Regions from separate parts of the Homo sapiens genome. Here region 2 is linked to region 1. Evidence: read pairs that join two places in POLR2A ChIA-PET (ENCODE). Cell type or tissue: A673. All regions are shown on one strand. Links, peaks and the distances in the headings refer to the core of each region. The heading gives the core; the rest is flanking DNA. Region 1 overlaps MARCHF1 (membrane associated ring-CH-type finger 1). Region 2 overlaps MARCHF1 (membrane associated ring-CH-type finger 1).

Region 1 (8,844 bases), core at 299-8,298:
ATGAAAAAAAAATAAATATTTCTGCAAAAAAAAACACACTAAGACATTCTTACAGAGACCACTAATCTGATATTCTGCAATTTTATTTCCCCCCTTTTTTCAGGTTAAAAATCCCAAGTATTTGAAAGGAGAAACTAAGGTAATTTGGAGGGTCATCTGAAAAATTTTAAGTAGACAATAGAGCAGTTTTTGCTAGGGTAATTATAACTTGGAATAGAAGAAAAGTCTTAAACAATGTGGTTTGTAAATAAAAAATAAGCAAGGACATAGGGAAATTGAATACTGCAATAAAATTTGATTAAAAGATATATAAAAAATCTCATACCTATTAAGTTATAAACATTTAATGTCTATGAAACATTTAAAAATTATTTGACCTTAAATAATAGCTTAACAAATATGTCCAAGTAGAGACTTTACAGGGTCTTTTTTTTTCAATATTGAGCCAATACAATTAGAAATCCAATTTTGAAAAGTGACTCGTAAGTCTTAATCGCCTGACAATTAACTAAGATACTTTTATATAATACTTGGTCCAAAGGAATGAAAACTCTGAAATAGAGCCAGAAGCTATAGAATATATAATATTAAAACCTATAGCATATAGCAAAAGCTGTATCCAGATAACAGTTTATAACTGTAAATGTTTTCATTATTAAAGAACACAAGAACGTAATAAAAGAAACATAAAAGCTAAAACTAATTAAATTGATTTAAGTTAGAGAAAGGATAAAAAGATTTTCTTAAAGGAAGTCTTTGAAATAATTGCAAAATAGATGAACTTCCCATAAGACTTATTAAGGGAAAGAGAGAACAAAAAAAATGATATCAGAAATGATACATAATCATAGACACAAAAAACTATATAAAAAGAATGCTACATGTAACATTATTGCAACAAATATGAAAACCTAGAGGAAACACATTATATTTAAGTAAAGCAAAAATTCCCAGAATTTGTTCAAGAAAAAGAGAAAAACATAAGATAGTTAATCAAGGAAATATTCAAAAAGTAAATAAAAGTCTATATGCTCCTAAAATGGATAAGGGCATGCTGATTTTACAACCGAGCTGTATTTTACTTTAAAGAACACATAATTCCAATATTACGTATACTATTATTGTCATAGAAACATAAATATCCCTAATCCATATTATTAACATGGCGTAAATGAAACTTCAGATGTGTTAAGATAGTACTCCCTACCCCACCAAAAAAAACCAGTAGGAAAAAAAAAGGAAAAAAGAAAATTGTGCCTTGCTCTCATTTGGAACTACAGATGCAGAAAATGTTAAAAATTAGTGTATATTTTGATAATAGCATATGTCTTTGATACATGAGCAGTGTATCACTAAAATTCCCAAAGAATAGAATAAATAGAATTTACTTATTTCAGGTTTTAAAAACTCAGGACACCTGTCAACATAATCCGTTAGATTAATACATTGAAAGAGACAAACATTATGATTTTATAACTAAATTCTGGAAAGATATTTGACAAACTTTGGCAGTCTTATTCTAACATAAGCTCTAAGTAAAACAAGAATTGAAGGAAACCCCTTATAGTAATAAAGACAATATTCTAAAAAACACTACAAAATATAATGCTAATTGTTAAAATACAGAAACTACAAAAATTATAGAACCTCTATTAGGGGTGCTTGCTATAATTATTCAACTTGTTTTAGAGTTTTTAGCAAATATAACAAGGAAATGGAGTATTTGGTAGAAAAGGTGTTGAAAAAGAAGCAATACAACACTCCTTTCTTATTAATGACATAACATCTTAGAAATCCCAAGTGTCTCTGGTTAAGAAACAAAACCACTGCAGCTAATTAGACTTTATTACAGTACTTAGATACATGACAATTAGATAATGGCAGAGTCTACTAGGTTTCCTAAAATCCATTATCTCTTGCTTGTGCATTAAGGGAATAATAACTGAATATACACCTTCACAGTGGCATTATATCTCCCAGCCTTCCTTTGGTTATAGGTTGCCTAAGGTCAAATTTCCTCCAGTGAGATGTGACCAGAACTAACAATTGTCAGTTTCCTGACTGTCACATGAATCTCCCATATAATTTCTTACATGCTTTTTTCCTACTGCTCTATGCTGGGATGGAAACTATCAGGGCAAGACAGAAGGCCACAAATCAAAGATGGTAGAGCTGAATTCTTGTGGGTCTTTGAGTGACCACATAATGAAAAGCCTTCTGCCAACTTGGAGTACATACTCTAAACTCTCATCAGAGAGAAAAAAAGTGTATTTCTTGTGAGCCATTACATTTTTGATTTATTTAATATTGTGTCTATCCTAATGGAAACACTATAAAATCAATAGCTTTCTTTTAGCAATAAATATCCAGAAATGCAATAACAGAAACAAAAACCATAAAATACTTAGGAATAAACTTAACAAGGACATGAAATTTTATTTGAAAATATATTCTATAAAATATTACTGAGGAGTATAAATTGTGATCTGAACAAATAAAGTACCATACTTTGATGGGAAGATAATTTTCTAATATATAAACCCTCTACAAATTGACATATGAGTAGAATGCAGTTCCAATTAAATCTTCAATAGAATTTATTTCTTGTTTTCTGGAGAAGAAAGGAGGTAGATAAAATGATCTTAAAAAACAATGTTCTTAAAGAACTTATAAATAAAAACAAATACCTGAGAATAACCAAGAAAATAATGAAAAAAAGGAGAGCTTTTTATGCTAGGCATTGTACATATTAAAACTCACTATCATTAAGTCAATATGGTATTGGCATAGAAATTAACTGAAAGATCAGTGTAATCAAGAATAGAAAATCCAGAAATAGATGTAAGAATCTCACATATAAAAATTATTTCCAGTCAGTATTGAGGATAGTTGATACAATAAATGTTGCTGGACAACTGGCTACCTCTGTGGAAGAAAAAGCCAGACTTCTATCACTTAGCATATATAATCATGGAGTCCTGATGGAACAATGTCTTAAATGTTAAAGATTAAAAAATCTTTGAAATAAGTCTAAATTATGAATTCAGTCTTGGGGTGGGAAAGATTTACATAGCTAAGACACGAACCAGAAACTATATGTCATTGGTATATTTGATTATCCTCTGTCTAGAAAAATACAAAAAGTTAAAGTGAGTAAACAATTGTGTTAGTAAACAATGAAACACAAAAGACTGATAAAGTTTAATTTCTAGAATATGCAAACTGCTTTTGTCTATTCACAAGAGAGGCAACAGTAAGGAATCAAATAGAAAACAAATGAGCAAGAGATAGAAACAGAAATTCACAAAAAAAGGAATTACATATTGTCAATAAATATATGGCAAGATGCTCAAAATCACGAGCAGTCAGAAAAATGTAAATTAAAGTAGCAACAAGACATCACTTTTTACTCATCATGCTGAAAAAATTTAAGAGTGATAGCTTCTGTTGCTGATGGCAATAGGAAGAATGAATACTCTCAAAAATGCTAGTAGAAATGTGATTTTCTTCTGCAATATCATTGAAAAAACATCTGGCAACATATATTGAAATTAAAAATATCACTTCATGCAGTAATTTCACCCTTGGGAATCTCTCCCAGAGAAATACAAGCACTAGTATATAAAAATATGTGAATGAGGACACTTAATATACAACTCTGTTTTGAACTAAAAAAAAAAAAAAAAAAAAAAGAATCCCAGCAATAAAGATGGGACAGTTGTTAAGTTAATGTCTCAAAGCTTTAAACCCACTCTTCTAGCTTCTGTTCTGGGCTGGAACTCTACAAACTACTTTTCTGTTGTGCCATCTGACTCCCTACTAAGCTCTGCTTACTGGGGAGTGGGCACAGAGGGGGGCCACAGGGAAACTAGAAGGCTAGAAAAGGAAAACAGGATTTGCTCCATCTATTTGATTTCTATAGGCTTCTTGTGTTTGCATCATCCTAGAAATGCTTCTTCACCCTGGGAGTTAGTTGCAATCCCCCCCTGTAGCAGCAGCTGGCATCTAGATACAAGGTTTCTAACACCCTCAGAAACAGGCTCATTGTACTCTTTTGAAGACCAGCTGGTGGATTCTTAGAATTCTAAGAAGTTTGAGTTCCAGTTCTATGGGGCCCTCCTCCAAGCTTTTAATAATTTTAATTTCCTTCCCCTGTTCACTCAGACCTCGGGAGGATGGCTGCTTCCTACAATTCCTGCCTTTGTAACATCTTTGTGTCCTTATTTTTTTCCTTTCAGTTACCTAGTTAATGATCTTTTACAGCCAGGGAATATATCTTTATACTAAATTATCTGTGTTAAAACAAAAGGCATCATTTCTCCCTCTTGACTAACAGAATAAACAATGTTCATCAATAAAGAATTGTTAAGTAATTTATAGTAGAGCCAAACCTTGAAAATATCATGCAGTCATAAAAAATGAATTGGATCTCTGGCATTTGAGAGATTTCCATAAGGTAACTTCGAGAGTGAAAAGTAAAATAAGAAGTGATAAAATATGATTCTTTTAAAAACATACCAGGTTAGAACCTCTGTAAGTATATATGCATGCACATGTTTGTGTATAGACATGCAGTAGTCTATGACTATATGAGCATGGAAAAAGTCATGGAAAGTTATGCAAAAACTATATTAACATGAATTATTGGGTAGAGCAGTGGGAGGAAGGAAGAGAGGCCAGCAGGAGGGGAATGAAGAAAAGAGAGGAGATGGAGGGCAAGGAATCTTAAAAAGCAAAAGAGAATGTTAGAGCTCTGTTTTTGTAAAATTATATATGGGTATGATGTGCATACAGAAATTATAATGCAAATATGAGGTTATATCTTTCTCTACTGGTAAATGGTAATGTTCATGATATATTGTTAAGGTAATAAAGTTATAGAAAAATGTGTAGAGGACAATTCCATTTCTTTAAAAATAATGAAATAGATTATGTATAGAGAGTAATTCCATTTCTTTAAAAACAAACAGAACTCCTATATATGTCTACATATTTACAGATGTATGTTTGACTGAGCAGAAATATGTTAATCCAATCTTGGCTATTAACACTGCAATCTATGCACAATGGTTACCTTTAGTCCTTAGCATGGCGGGATTGAGGGAAGCAGGCAGGCCCATGGGAGTAGTCTAGCTTTTTCTTTAAACAACTTTGTGTATAAAGTTTCAGTTGTTTTAGGCCAGGCAAGCAGGCTCATACCTGTAATCCCAGCACTTTGGGAGGCCAAGATGGGAAGATAGCTTGAGCCCAGGAGTTCAAGACCAGCCTGGGCAACACAGTGAGACCTCATCTCTAATTTTAAAAAATAAAAAGAAATTAAATTTTAAAAGTTTACTTGTTTTTTATAATCTTTTAAACAATAGAACATCTAATTAAGAAACTCTGAAAAACAAAAATGGCAAAATTGGCCTTACTCAACAGAGTGTATATCATAAAGGTATATCTATGTGTGTTGTATGTATGTGTATGTAATCAAAAAGAGCTGCAAGAAACAGTTAATGTTCATATTCTCCAAGATGATACAGGACCTGGAATATACAGGCACTAAATTATTTATTCAGTCAAGTGGGATTGGTGGAAAAATCACAAGATTTGTAGTTACAACACTTGCATTAGAATTGCAGCTTCATAACTAACCATGTGATGGTAAGAAAATCACAGGCCTTCTCTACCTCTAAATTGCTGAACTTGCAAAATGCGTATAAAGACCCTTGCATGTTTACCTCATAGAATTTCTGTTGAAGCAAACATGGCAAACTTTGGACAAGTATATTTCAAATTGTAAAGCACTGTATAAATATAAACTAGGATTATTAAATTTAGATGTGCTAGAAAGATAATAAGGACAATTGCTTGTAAGTTGCCACATTTATTATTAAATTTTGCACTACGTAGAATTTTCTACAAACACTCCAAATTTTCTTAAAAATGAACATATCATTCCCTAAATGTCAAATTTAATGGGTAAACTTGCTAATCTCTTTATCTAACTTCAGGATCACTATGAAAAGTCTAGCAATTGTGACCAGAAGGCTATTTTAAAGGTACTTCTATACACCCCTTAGGACTTTTCCCTAAGTACAAGGCCAATACTTTGAAAAGTGGTGACCATTCAAAGACTATCCTATAAAAAGAAGACAGCTATCACAACAAGCCATCTGAATTTTGGTACAGATATTAAGTTGGTGTGAAATAATTTCTGTTTTTGCCATTACATTCAATGACAAAACCGCAATTACTTTTGCACCAACATAATATATTATGTACTTACACATTTATTAATCACGACCATGAATATGAGTTGTATTTATAATTGGGCAGTCCAAACAATTGTATTGGCTAGGAAATAATATCAAAAATATCTAAAGAAGAGCTCCCTTTTCTCCCTAAAAAATATTATTCAAAAGCATGTCCTTGCTCTACACACTTATAAAAGACTCTCTACTGATAAATGAGTTGCCATTCTGAACAAGTTAGTAATTGTAATTCCTAGGAGGAGAACCAAAGACTTTTTTTTTAAGTTTACACACTCTTGTACTGAAAATGTTTCAAACGGATTCTAATTTGGGTGAAAAGAAAAATAATATAGTAAAATGATCATTGGCTAAATTGTCAAAGCACCATGGAAAAAGCCTTGAGGACTGAATTCACACATCTTTATAGTAATGAAAGGATGGAAAATAAGGGCATTCAATGATTGCTAAAATGCAGAAGGTGATGATTTTACTTCAATTGCTTGTATGAAAAGGTGATTACTTTTTTTAAAGCAATATATAAAGTCAGGTTGGCATAAGCTTTTAGTGTAACACTTGTTGAACCTTTATAAAGGATGGTATATGGGCAGGTTTATTTTTTCCCGAAATTCTGTTTTATATGACTATGTTCACATGAGAACAAAAAACTTGCCACACCTCTGGTTGTTTCTTAGATGACCAGAGGTGTGGCAAACTTCTTAATAAGACAAACAGAAGTTTTGTAAATGACGTGTAATTTTTTGTAAATTACACGTCATTTACAAAATCCTTCTCTCACAGTAGTCTTCTTACTTAAGTTCACCCAAAGGAAAATCTGCCAGTGGTTTCATTCTGTAAATTTAATTTTCCAAAACAAAATGGAAAGACCCATTGCTTATTAATTAATTGACTGTTCCTTCCTATAAGTGCTTAACATTCCACTGAGTTTTAAGATCTTTATTTTTTTCTGTTGGAAATCCCAGTTTCAGTTATAATTAAAGTATCATGTTCATTTGCGTTTCAAATGTTATTTTCACAGGTGTGCTAGGTGTATCTTCCACCAGTCCGTGTAGATCCATGTCCCACTGTTCCCCACCCTGATCTGTGCCCAGGAGGCACACCCGGTTGGATCTCACCAAGGCTCCTTTGCTCCTGGCTTTCAGTTTCATTACACCAATGAGAATTAATGCAGAGTCCTGGTAGATTACAGGAATGGAAGAGGGTGAGTTTAGAGTAATTATCCCTTCCTTGAAGGATCACCACAAACTGACTTTGCCCCACAATTGGAGGTCTCAGTATTTGTCAGGTAGCTTTCTGCAAAAATGCCTCTCTTTCTCTGGGTTCTGGAAAATGCTACTTCTCCCTGCTTTTTCAAGACTATGGGTGACAACCACCCACTGCTGTTTCCACCCATGGGGTATACAACTATCTCTTATATTTTCAATATATTCTGCTCATACTCATTGCAAATTGACTATTAACTCTCCCCAAATTATCCAATTTGGAAATGCTATCTGTTTCTTTCTAGACCCCGATGGATAAAAGTCATCTTTAGTATTGTGTAGTCTTATCATTATTACTAATTTTTGCTATTTTTGTCACATTAATATCTTAGAAAGTTACTCTGGAGGTATAATCATATTTTATCAGAGTCTGCAGTGACTTAAAAACCTATCAAGTAGGTTTCAAACCACTTTCTGTATAAGAGTTATATTGTTTTCTTCTGTGGGTTTAAGATTGGAGACATGTTTGTAAAACAGACCACACATTATAGACCGACCATGTAAAATCTGCTGCATGGTGGAATGTTTTCATTAGTGTTTTTCATCCTGCATGCTATTAAAAGCACTTTAATGGCCATATATTTTTTAAGACTGTCAGGGAATTTGCAAGCTAGGTTTTTTACTAAATTCTGGAATTGGATTTAAAAGTTCTAAAACCTTCATGGGTCACACACACAAGTGTATGTATATGGGCAATGGCTTTCTTATGAAAAAATAAAAAGTTGTGTGTCAGTGCCAATCTAGACAATGCATCTGTTACCTGGAGGCATAAAATTTAAAAATACTAGATACTTTGTGATTCAAACAAAATAAATGTTGAGGAAAATGTATGATTCCTGCAAAGGTTGGTAATCCATCCTTCATGTAGAAGTGCTTCACTCATTTGTGAGGTCGTTACTTCAAACCTTTTTGTTCCAGTCTCATGCCTGACTTCTCTTCTTGCGTCTTACTCCATTATTCAACTCTTTCTTATTCCTCCCTTATGTCAGTAATATGTAAATAAATGAGATGAAATTTTAATCTTTGGATGTATACATTCTGGTTCTATAAAACAGCTGAGGATACATACGAGAATTTCCTGGTTGAACAAATAGACACAAGGACTTAAATACGGATCAGAACAAAGTGCCAGGAAAGTTGATACTGCCTGTGTTTCAGGTTTTGCCCTCAGTGTCACTTATGGTCAGGTCCATTTCTGACAATCCCTTGTTATATAATAATATTGGCCTACCAGGAAGTCTGGAGTCACAAGTCTTAAGACAACATTTTACAGAGCTCTTCTAAGAGCCTGAAAAGCAACCTTAGTTTTCATGAATGCAAATTTCATA
Region 2 (8,844 bases), core at 206-8,205, 280 kb after region 1:
ACAAGAGATGGCCCATGAGCTATCATTGGAAAGGCAAGTAGAAGATCTTAAAAGGGATATCTCAGGAAGAAAAACTAAATATTCTTTTTGGAAAAAAATGTAAAAACTGAGGTAGAGAAATATTACAAAATAATGGCAGCAGTAAAGAAAATGTACATATAAACAAAGGGGTTTGGTTTTTGTTTTCCTCCTAAATCTTTCTAAAGCATGATAGCCATGTGTGGTCAGCTTGAGAGTGAGAAGGATCAGAAGCAAATAACTCATGTTTTGTTTTTCCCTCTTAAGTCCCTCCCATCATCTAAGGTATAGACTCAGTGTGTTGTGAAAGAATATAGCAGCATGCAGCGCAGGTGCCAGAAACAGCCTTGGCCCCATCCATGCTGTATCTCTACACTTACCACTCATAGACACATTTGCTTGCAAATCCCAGGGAAGTATAAGGAATATGTGCTAGAGGTCGACTAAATACTGGAATTTATACAATTATTAGAATTTCCAGATCTAGAGTAGGAATTCAAGCTACAGCTACAGGGCTAAGAATGTGATTAATAAAATTCACTGCCCTTGTAAGAGACAGATGTCTTTTAGACCCAAATCTCGAATGTGAATTAATTACAGCATAGTAAGTGGTGTTCACATATCTAAAAAAGAAGAATGAATTAATAGAAGCAAATGGTCTATTTAGAAAAGTAGGCAAATAAGATATAAAGAGGGTAAACTGTCAGATTCTGACATTCAACCAGAAAAGAAAAAGAAATCTGGAACTATGAACCATTTTGAAGAGGTATCTTCTCCCAAAGCTTTCCCGAGAATGTGGTTTTCCCAAGGTGTAGGTGAACCTAAACCATTTTATTTCCTTTATCAATTCCATTTACCAAGGAAAATCTGATTACTAATTTCCTTCCAGAACCCTCCTGGAGCTAAAACTCAAACATTCCATCACATATATACAGTCTCCAAGTGTAAATTAATTATTTTGACTACTGTATTATGTTAAATTTTCTGTAGCTTCATAATGGACCAATATCTACTCACTTCATAAGAAGTGAAGTGGTTTGTAGTAACCACTGGTTTTGCTAACAACATCTTCTGCCAGGACTGCAAGTCTAAGGCACTTCATTTTAATTGCCTAATCAATCTCCAGAGTTGGTGCCTCTGAAAGATAAACCTACATCCCTTCTCTAACCCTTAATATCAACTGTATTCAAACTGGACATAATATATTATTTTGTGTTTTGTACTTCCAGGGTTATTAACCAAACAGAGATGATTATAATATTATGGCATACAAAATATGTCAAAATATATTTTCATTATAAAGCTAGAGATAGGAGTTACTTTTTAAAATCTTAAAATATAAAAGATCTATGCTGTTAAAAAATCAACAAAAGAATTTTTAGAAATATTTTCTTGATATCCTTAACAGGATGGATCTTCTGTATTTTAACTATGATTGACAGTTTTCTAATTCTTTTCTTCATATGGCTTAAGAAATCTGATATCAAGTTAATACATTAGTTAAGAGTCACTAAATTTTGAATGAAGTTAAATTACATTAAATTCAAATGAGTTTTTAATTTACTAATTTAAATTAATTACAACTAAATTCTTAATTCTGAAATTAGATCATTTTCCTAATGCACATAGGCATGCTTTGGATAACTTTAGGACAAGCAAGAACATTAAGGAAACTTCAAGAAAGGATGTTTCTCATTTGCTCATCAGGAAATGTCCATATATGTACAAGATGTTTTACTTTTCTTTAGAAAGCATCGCCACTTGAAATTACAGAAATCATTGATTCTTCTTGCTGTCCAAAACACAGATGTATGCTGTTTAATTTATCCACTTTAAAGGCATTTACAATTCTTTTAGACTATTTAGTTAGCTTATCAAAACAAGTTATTCGGCGGCCTACAAGATTGACTAATATGTTTTAAACATACTTTTAAAATAAAACTTTTAACTACATCCTATAGAAAACCAAGAAGCATTTGAAACATTATAAGTGCTTCCCTTTCTGATATTCAGAACTGTATCTCTTTTTAGAAATTATACGAAGGCTCAGAGTTTCCTTTCCTTTTCTCCTAATTAACCTCTTCTTTTTTTTTTTTTTTTTTTTTTTTTTTTTTTGAGATGGAGTGTCTCGCTCTGTCGCCCAGGCTGGAGTGCAGTGGCGCGATCTCGGCTCACTGCAAGCTCCGCCTCCCGGGTTCACGCCATTCTCCTGCCTCAGCCTCCTGAGTAGCTGGGACCACAGGTGCCCACCACCACACCCGGCTAATTTTCTGTATTTTTAGTAGAGACAGGGTTTCACCGAGTTAGACCAGGATGGTCTCGATCTCCTGACCTTGTGATCCGCCCGCCTCGGCCTCCCAAAGTGCTGGGATTACAGGCGTGAGCCACGGCACCCGGCCAACTTCTTCTTTCTTTAAGAGTGCCCACTAACTCCCATTGTGACACATTAGAGTGTTTTTTGACCCTGAAAGAAACAAAGCTATACATGTTTTAATAATTCAAGATATTTGTGAAGATGTTTAAAGATGTGGATTAATACCCATATCTTGATAACAATTGTGGCTAATTTTACTTAACAAAGAATAATTTCATTATTATTTCTAACATGAATAAAAAACATTTGTTTGCTCTTAAAAATTATATAAGCCATCTCAATTTATCTAATTCAGGCCAAGTAGACATCTACAGAAAGAGATTTCTGGCGAAGACCTGGAATTGACACAATGTTGTTTTCTTTTCCAAATATTACTCAGATGCTGATCATTCCAGATACCAAACAAATTTGCCACCCAATATGTTCACATAAAGTTTTCTTCAACATTATCTTAAATTTATCCAGAAATTTATACTGTGAGTAAGCAATGTATAACTTTTATGAATCTTGCTTTTGGCATTTCTATACCTATTTGCAGAATTGATCAGTGTACCCCACCTTCCCCACCTAACACCAACAAACTTAAGAGAAACCTGTTTCATATTCTAATAATCGCATTTCCAAGTCAAAGGAAACAGACACTCTAGAGAATGTGCCTGAGCATTCTGGGCTGCTGAAGTTTCTTTACAAAGATTTTTAATTCTCAGAAATTCCAGAAATATTTGATGTGTTTATGATGAGGCAATTACTAATGTAAAAGTATCTCTTGCACTAACTTAGAGAAATCTCCCAAAGTTATCTACAAATTCTAGCCACATCAAGAACTCATTGCCATTCAATGACATTTTCAAAATCAGTTCAAATAAAGTAGAAAGAGGCTGCAAATATATTTTCTCATTTGAAGATGTACTCAAATTTATTAGTCTTTTCCTTTCAAACACTCCTTGACACTACACTCCCATTTCCTTTATTTTATTTGCTTTATTTTTTGTCTGCTGCTCCCTCTGTCTCCAGCAGCTATTCTTGAGGGAAAAAAAAGGTTAACATGTAGAACTGGAGGTAGACAAAGCCCATCTCCTACAAAGCTAAGGACACCTGAGGACTAGAAAATAGTTATGTTAAAGAGACAAGAAGATTACAGTTTCCGGCATTCTATCTCAAGCTCCCTTTTAGGGGAACACGACAACATTTATGATATTTCCACTCAATATCCTTGACTGTGTTGAGTTCAATCCCTTTCTTAAAAACCTTTGAAATAAGTTTCCAGCATATGATCTTTCAAGCAGTTTAACTTAGAACAACTGCCACTAAATTTCCCTGCAAAATAAAGGCTCACCGTAAGAAGTTGAAAATTATAACCTGTGTGAAGTTTCAAAGAAAGCTTTTTGTCATGAGGAACAAAATATAAATGTACAGATATCAAACAACAGTCATACACAACCATGCACTGCCAACGAATGAAGTGCAAATAGATCTTATGAGGCTCTAACTCATGTTATGTATTCAGTGTCATAACTGGCTTCTCTGTCCCTTTGTTAAGACAGTTATATTCAAATATCCTAGTTTAATGGGCAGTGAGGAAAACCAGCCAGCATCACCAGTTCCACTATGTGAAAATGTACCACAGCAATGTCCAGAGCCAACCCAAAACAGCCGGTTGTAACCCACAAGCCATAAAAGTCAAAAGTGACTCCATAGATTGTTTAGAAAAAGAGGCAAAAGTTTCCATCTGTCAAGTAGGAAGTGTCCCTATGGATCTGGCTCCTCTCTTCATTCACAAAATAGAGGTGAAGTTTAATATGTCCCTGCCAGTTATAAGTAATTCTCTTCCAATCTACTGTTACACACTGACAGCTGGGATCCAGCTGCTCTGAAGCCCTTGCCATGTCCCACGGTGCAGAGAGCAGTGTTGGCAACAGTGGCTTGGCTCTCTGATTTTATTAAATTAAACCTCCTCTTACCTCGACTTCCTTGTTCTTCTCTTTGTTTCTGCCCATTGAATTTCTCCCATTGCTGGCAGTCTCCCGTGCTGGGATTACGGAAATCTGGTGGAGGGGCATATTGGCAGGGCTGCAGGTGGCCAATCCCTGATTGGATGCCTTATCTCTTCACTCGCCCTGAGTAGCCCACCTGCACAATTGTTCATATCCTTGCTTTGCCAAGCTCAGGTCTAAACAAAGAGGGGAAAAATAGTGTTTGAGACACTGTGCAGCAGAGGCCAGAGTCTTCTGGTCAAAATGTTAAACACATTGAAAGGGGAGTTAAAAGAAATGCAAGAACAAATAATCCAGGGAGTACTGCATTCTCCAAAGGATGATTTACTGCAAGTCATAATTGAACTGCTTTGTCACTGGAGCACCCCCTCTCCCCTAAGAGCATTGTGGGAGACAATTCAATTTCTATGGTACCTAATAACTGTCATGGAAACCAAGGAAACCTAGGTCTCACAGGCCCTTATTAGCAACTGCTTCCTTTAATGGCACAGACTCCCACATTTGCAGCGGCTGCCGCTTTGTTTTTGTTTATCCTGATTCCCCAGGAGTCCACTAAGCACCCAGAGACACTGCATCTTGCTGACTACGTAAATAAGCAGACGGCTGAAAAGCTTAGTGTCCTATTTGGAGCCAAATCTCTTCCTTGAGAAGCGCGGCTAGCTGGCTGTGTCCTTCATGCATCTACAATAATCTGCTTAGGTCAAAGGATCTGCCCTGAAGTGAAGAGCATCGCATGAGATCGAATGAGGTGTTGAGAGAGAGAGAGAGAGAGAGAGAGAGAAAAGAAGAGAGACCTGGAGCAATTGCAGATGTCTTTTTCTGGATGGTTGTAAAGAGAGTTAACCATTCAGTGCACCTTTCTTACTAAAACATCAGCAACAGGAGTCAGAAGGCATCAGTTAGTCTGAAGCATAGAGCTCTATACTACTCATTTCAGCTTTATTGCAACTTCTGTGCTCCCCGAAATATATGTTTGAATTACTAGCAGCTTCTCCTTGCTTTTCCATAAAGGAAACAGACTTTACTATTACTGTCCTCTCAAAAGTTATACAATTTGGAAGAAGTAAATGGTTAATCAGAACTTCTGCTTTTTAAATTTAAAAAAAATTCCTTTTAAAACATCCTACTCTCTCAGTGAAGTAAATTCTTAAATTACATTAACTTTGTAAAAATAACTTTCCCGCATGATTATTCCCTCTTTTTCAGGGTGTTTGGCACTCTGTCTTTAAAAGGACAGAATTTTCTTTTCTCATTTTGAGATGTACATTGTATATTTTCTGCATATTGTGAATAGATCAGATCTCCCACTGTTTTTTGTGTTTGTTCACCCCAAATGAAGCATAATTCAGAAAGTTCCTCGTTTTTATATACTCAAGTACTGCTTATAAGTTAGAATTTTTCCCTAATCACAGAGATCTTCAAAGTGATTTCTAGTTGCAATTCATCTCTACCTGTCTTTGTATTATACAGCAATAATATCATTTCCATTATGACATTACAATTTGTTTAAACTCAGGATAGAGATAAAATGTGAAAAAAGATCTGTACTGCTGTTGGCAATAAAGCCAAAAACAATATATGTAAAGACTGAATTAACATCTTCAATTTAAATATTCACACTGAAATAAACATTTCAATGTATTTACAACTTTGGTCCAAATATGTTTTCATTTCAACCTAAATTAGCCACCTGCCCATGGTTCTAACCCCTACCATCCATCAAGATCAGCTAGGGAGATTTTATAATGCATAGATCCCTAACAGACACATTTTCAGGAGGGCTGCAGTGGAGACAAGAAGGGTACAGTTCTGAACTGGACAGTTAAAAAAAAAAATTACAGATGTTTCTGATACAAACCAATTTTGAGAACCATTCCAGTGCATCACGAAAATAACCTCAGCACAATAAGCTCATTAAAGTTCATATAGAGACAAATCTCTTGCTTAAAATAGTTTTAAAAAATAGGTGCCTCAAACCTGGCATTTATTCATCATCATACTTAAGCTTACAGAATGTATTTGTGACATACAGGAGCTTTAATGAAAGGACTAAAAAGCCAGCCTTTGCCAAAAATGCCATGTCTACAGTTAAAACTAATAATTCTTAAATTTTCTGTAGCTTAATGTTCACATCTGTGGCCTGTGTGAGAAGTTCCTTAATTTAATAATTTTTAATCCCTCTATCTAGAAGGACTGTCTTAATTAAGAGAATGCTGGAAATAGAAGTCTGTAAATCTAACAGTGTGTGACAAATACTAAAATGTAAATTATGAAACTCTTTAGAAAAGTAATATTGTCAGTGTTTAGGTCCATGAAATGTCCTCTGAAAAGCCAAGGCAGCTTTCCAGATAAATTCAGACTTCAGTAGTTTTGCTTAAAATATTCATTAAAGTTATAGGAAAGAAGATTTTTAGCTTGAATTAACTAAATGGCTGTCTTAATCCTTTACCTCATTATGCATATGAGGTTATCCTTTGTTTGCTATGAGATTTTTCAGAAATCAGATTTTAATTTTGAGTTAATTTGATTTATGTGGTTGAGTTATTTCAATTAGCTTTCTTTTATCCTAACATTTAAAATATAAATTGAATTTCTGGAAAAGTGAATTTATTTCTTAGAGTATTTTACATGGTAAACAAGAAGAGGTTTGTTATATCTTTTTAAGCAAATGTTTTAGCAATAACTTAAGAAAAATTAATAATCAGTCTGTTTAATAAATATTTATCTAACATTGTATTAGGTATTGCCACAAATTGAACTTTTAAAATTTTCCAACTGTATCAGGGGAAAAACATGCTTTTAATACTTTGTACATTCTAATACTTCGCTGCCTTGGAACACTGAATACACATCAGCTAATATCAATGTCTTGCACTTACCTAATACCTTTCCTCAAGCAGCTTCCATAGTGCTCTGCCAACTAGAAACAATCAGAAGTCTCTGGGGTGACTCATTATGTAACAAACTCAAACTAAGAAAATTGTTGTGGAATGCATTTCTCCTATGGGAGCATAGTTCATCTTGTATAGTAATTAAACCCTGTGGAGTCACAAGGAGCAATGGACCCAGCAACTGAGCACTGACAGACACTGGCCAGAATAATCGTGGATACAGGAATCATTCAGCTCAGCTGCATCTACATATGTGATCACATTATGTGATCCAGATTTTTAAACTTGATTTTTGTGGAAACTATGGACTATAATTACTGTTGAAATCATCCTGGAACATTCACTCTTCACTGACTACTTTTTCCATATACATGTCTAAATTGTATTTGTTTTGCTTCTACATTCTGGCTTCCAGCCCTCGGCTCTGGGGACAGGTTCCTCATTCCCACCTCTGGCTCCAAAATTTGGCATTTTTACATATTAACTCTAATACTCAGACCTCAGTTTTCCCCCAAGAGATTCTGATTTGGTGCTGTTCCTTATTCTCAGTGGCCTAGGTTGTCTCTAGTTTAAAAGGTAAACAAAGAAAAATATGCATCTCTGGTAGCATAAGACCAGCTTGATCTTTGTCAGCTGCAAAAAAAAAAAAAAAAAAAAAAAAAAAGGCCTCCAAAGCATTTATTTTGATCGCAATTAATCAAGAAAGGAAACCCAGTGTTGGGCCAAGACAAGGAACCAAGTAAACATCTGCTAACACATTAAATGGATAGACTGAAAATTCAATTCGATAAACATTTGTTAAGCATCTTCTGTGTTTTCTGAACCATGCTAGGAATTAATGGGCAGCAGGTAATGTATAAAATTATGTGGCATAATATCTGTAATCAAAGAGTTCGTTGTATCATTAGGGAAATAAGATTTAAGGAGGTAAGTCAATTGAAAAAATATGTGGCATATGGCAATTAATATCTGAAAGACAATATAGAATAATGAAAGTAAATATCAAAGAAGCTTTGAGCAACAATAAATAATATTAGATCTAAATACATAAAGAAAGTCTTAAGGACGAATTGAGGCCTCTATTGTGCTTGGTAGACATAAGGTGATTAAATCATTTCAAGGCGTAGAGATGGTGTGAGATTGGCATATGAGAGTTCAGGATGCTATTTTAAATAACATAGAAAATTTGTTTAAGATTATTAATTGGTTTAGGCCATATATAGTTATTAGGATCACCACTTGAAAGGAGAGAGGAAGGAAACCAGACCCCAGACCTGGCAGAAAGAAAAATCCTATGAGCAATATAAAATTTTATTAATTATAAAATATAAAATTACATTACTTATAAAATATAAAATTATATTTTATATTTATATTTATAAAATTATAAATGCATTGATACAAGACAGAGAAGTAATAAAGATAAGAACCTTAAGTTATTTCTGAAAATAGAAACAAGGTACACTGAGTTGGAAAAAGAATATTTCACTACAAATCCCTGGTGAAAGGGAGGAAACCTGGATTGAATGGGTTTTCAAAGTGTCATTGCAAAGAGTGTCAAATGGCC

Evidence for each region. ChIA-PET counts read pairs that join two places held together with the same protein. Peaks named below come from ENCODE experiments on the same cell type or tissue, not always from the same donor. Only the 100,000 strongest peaks of a DNase experiment are listed, where the experiment ranks them.
Region 2: POLR2A ChIA-PET joins it to region 1 with 13 read pairs; 3 of 35 experiments call an interaction of 5 or more read pairs at or near these places.

What each region holds. Positions count from the first base shown.
Region 1 is chr4:163,704,117-163,712,960 of GRCh38, forward strand. The region is part of intron 4 of MARCHF1 (membrane associated ring-CH-type finger 1); the gene reads right to left. Among named protein-coding and RNA genes, the nearest start is that of TMA16, 210 kb to the left of the region's middle. In A673, for the core only: a CTCF peak has its summit at 3,983; a DNase peak (open chromatin) is centred at 3,975; H3K27ac peaks cover 2,402 bases.
Region 2 is chr4:163,984,148-163,992,991 of GRCh38, forward strand. MARCHF1 (membrane associated ring-CH-type finger 1) reads right to left here. Exons shown (of 10, transcript NM_001394959.1): 3 at 4,354-4,562. Among named protein-coding and RNA genes, the nearest start is that of MARCHF1, 400 kb to the right of the region's middle. In A673, for the core only: no CTCF peak of the experiment used is centred there; no DNase peak of the experiment used is centred there.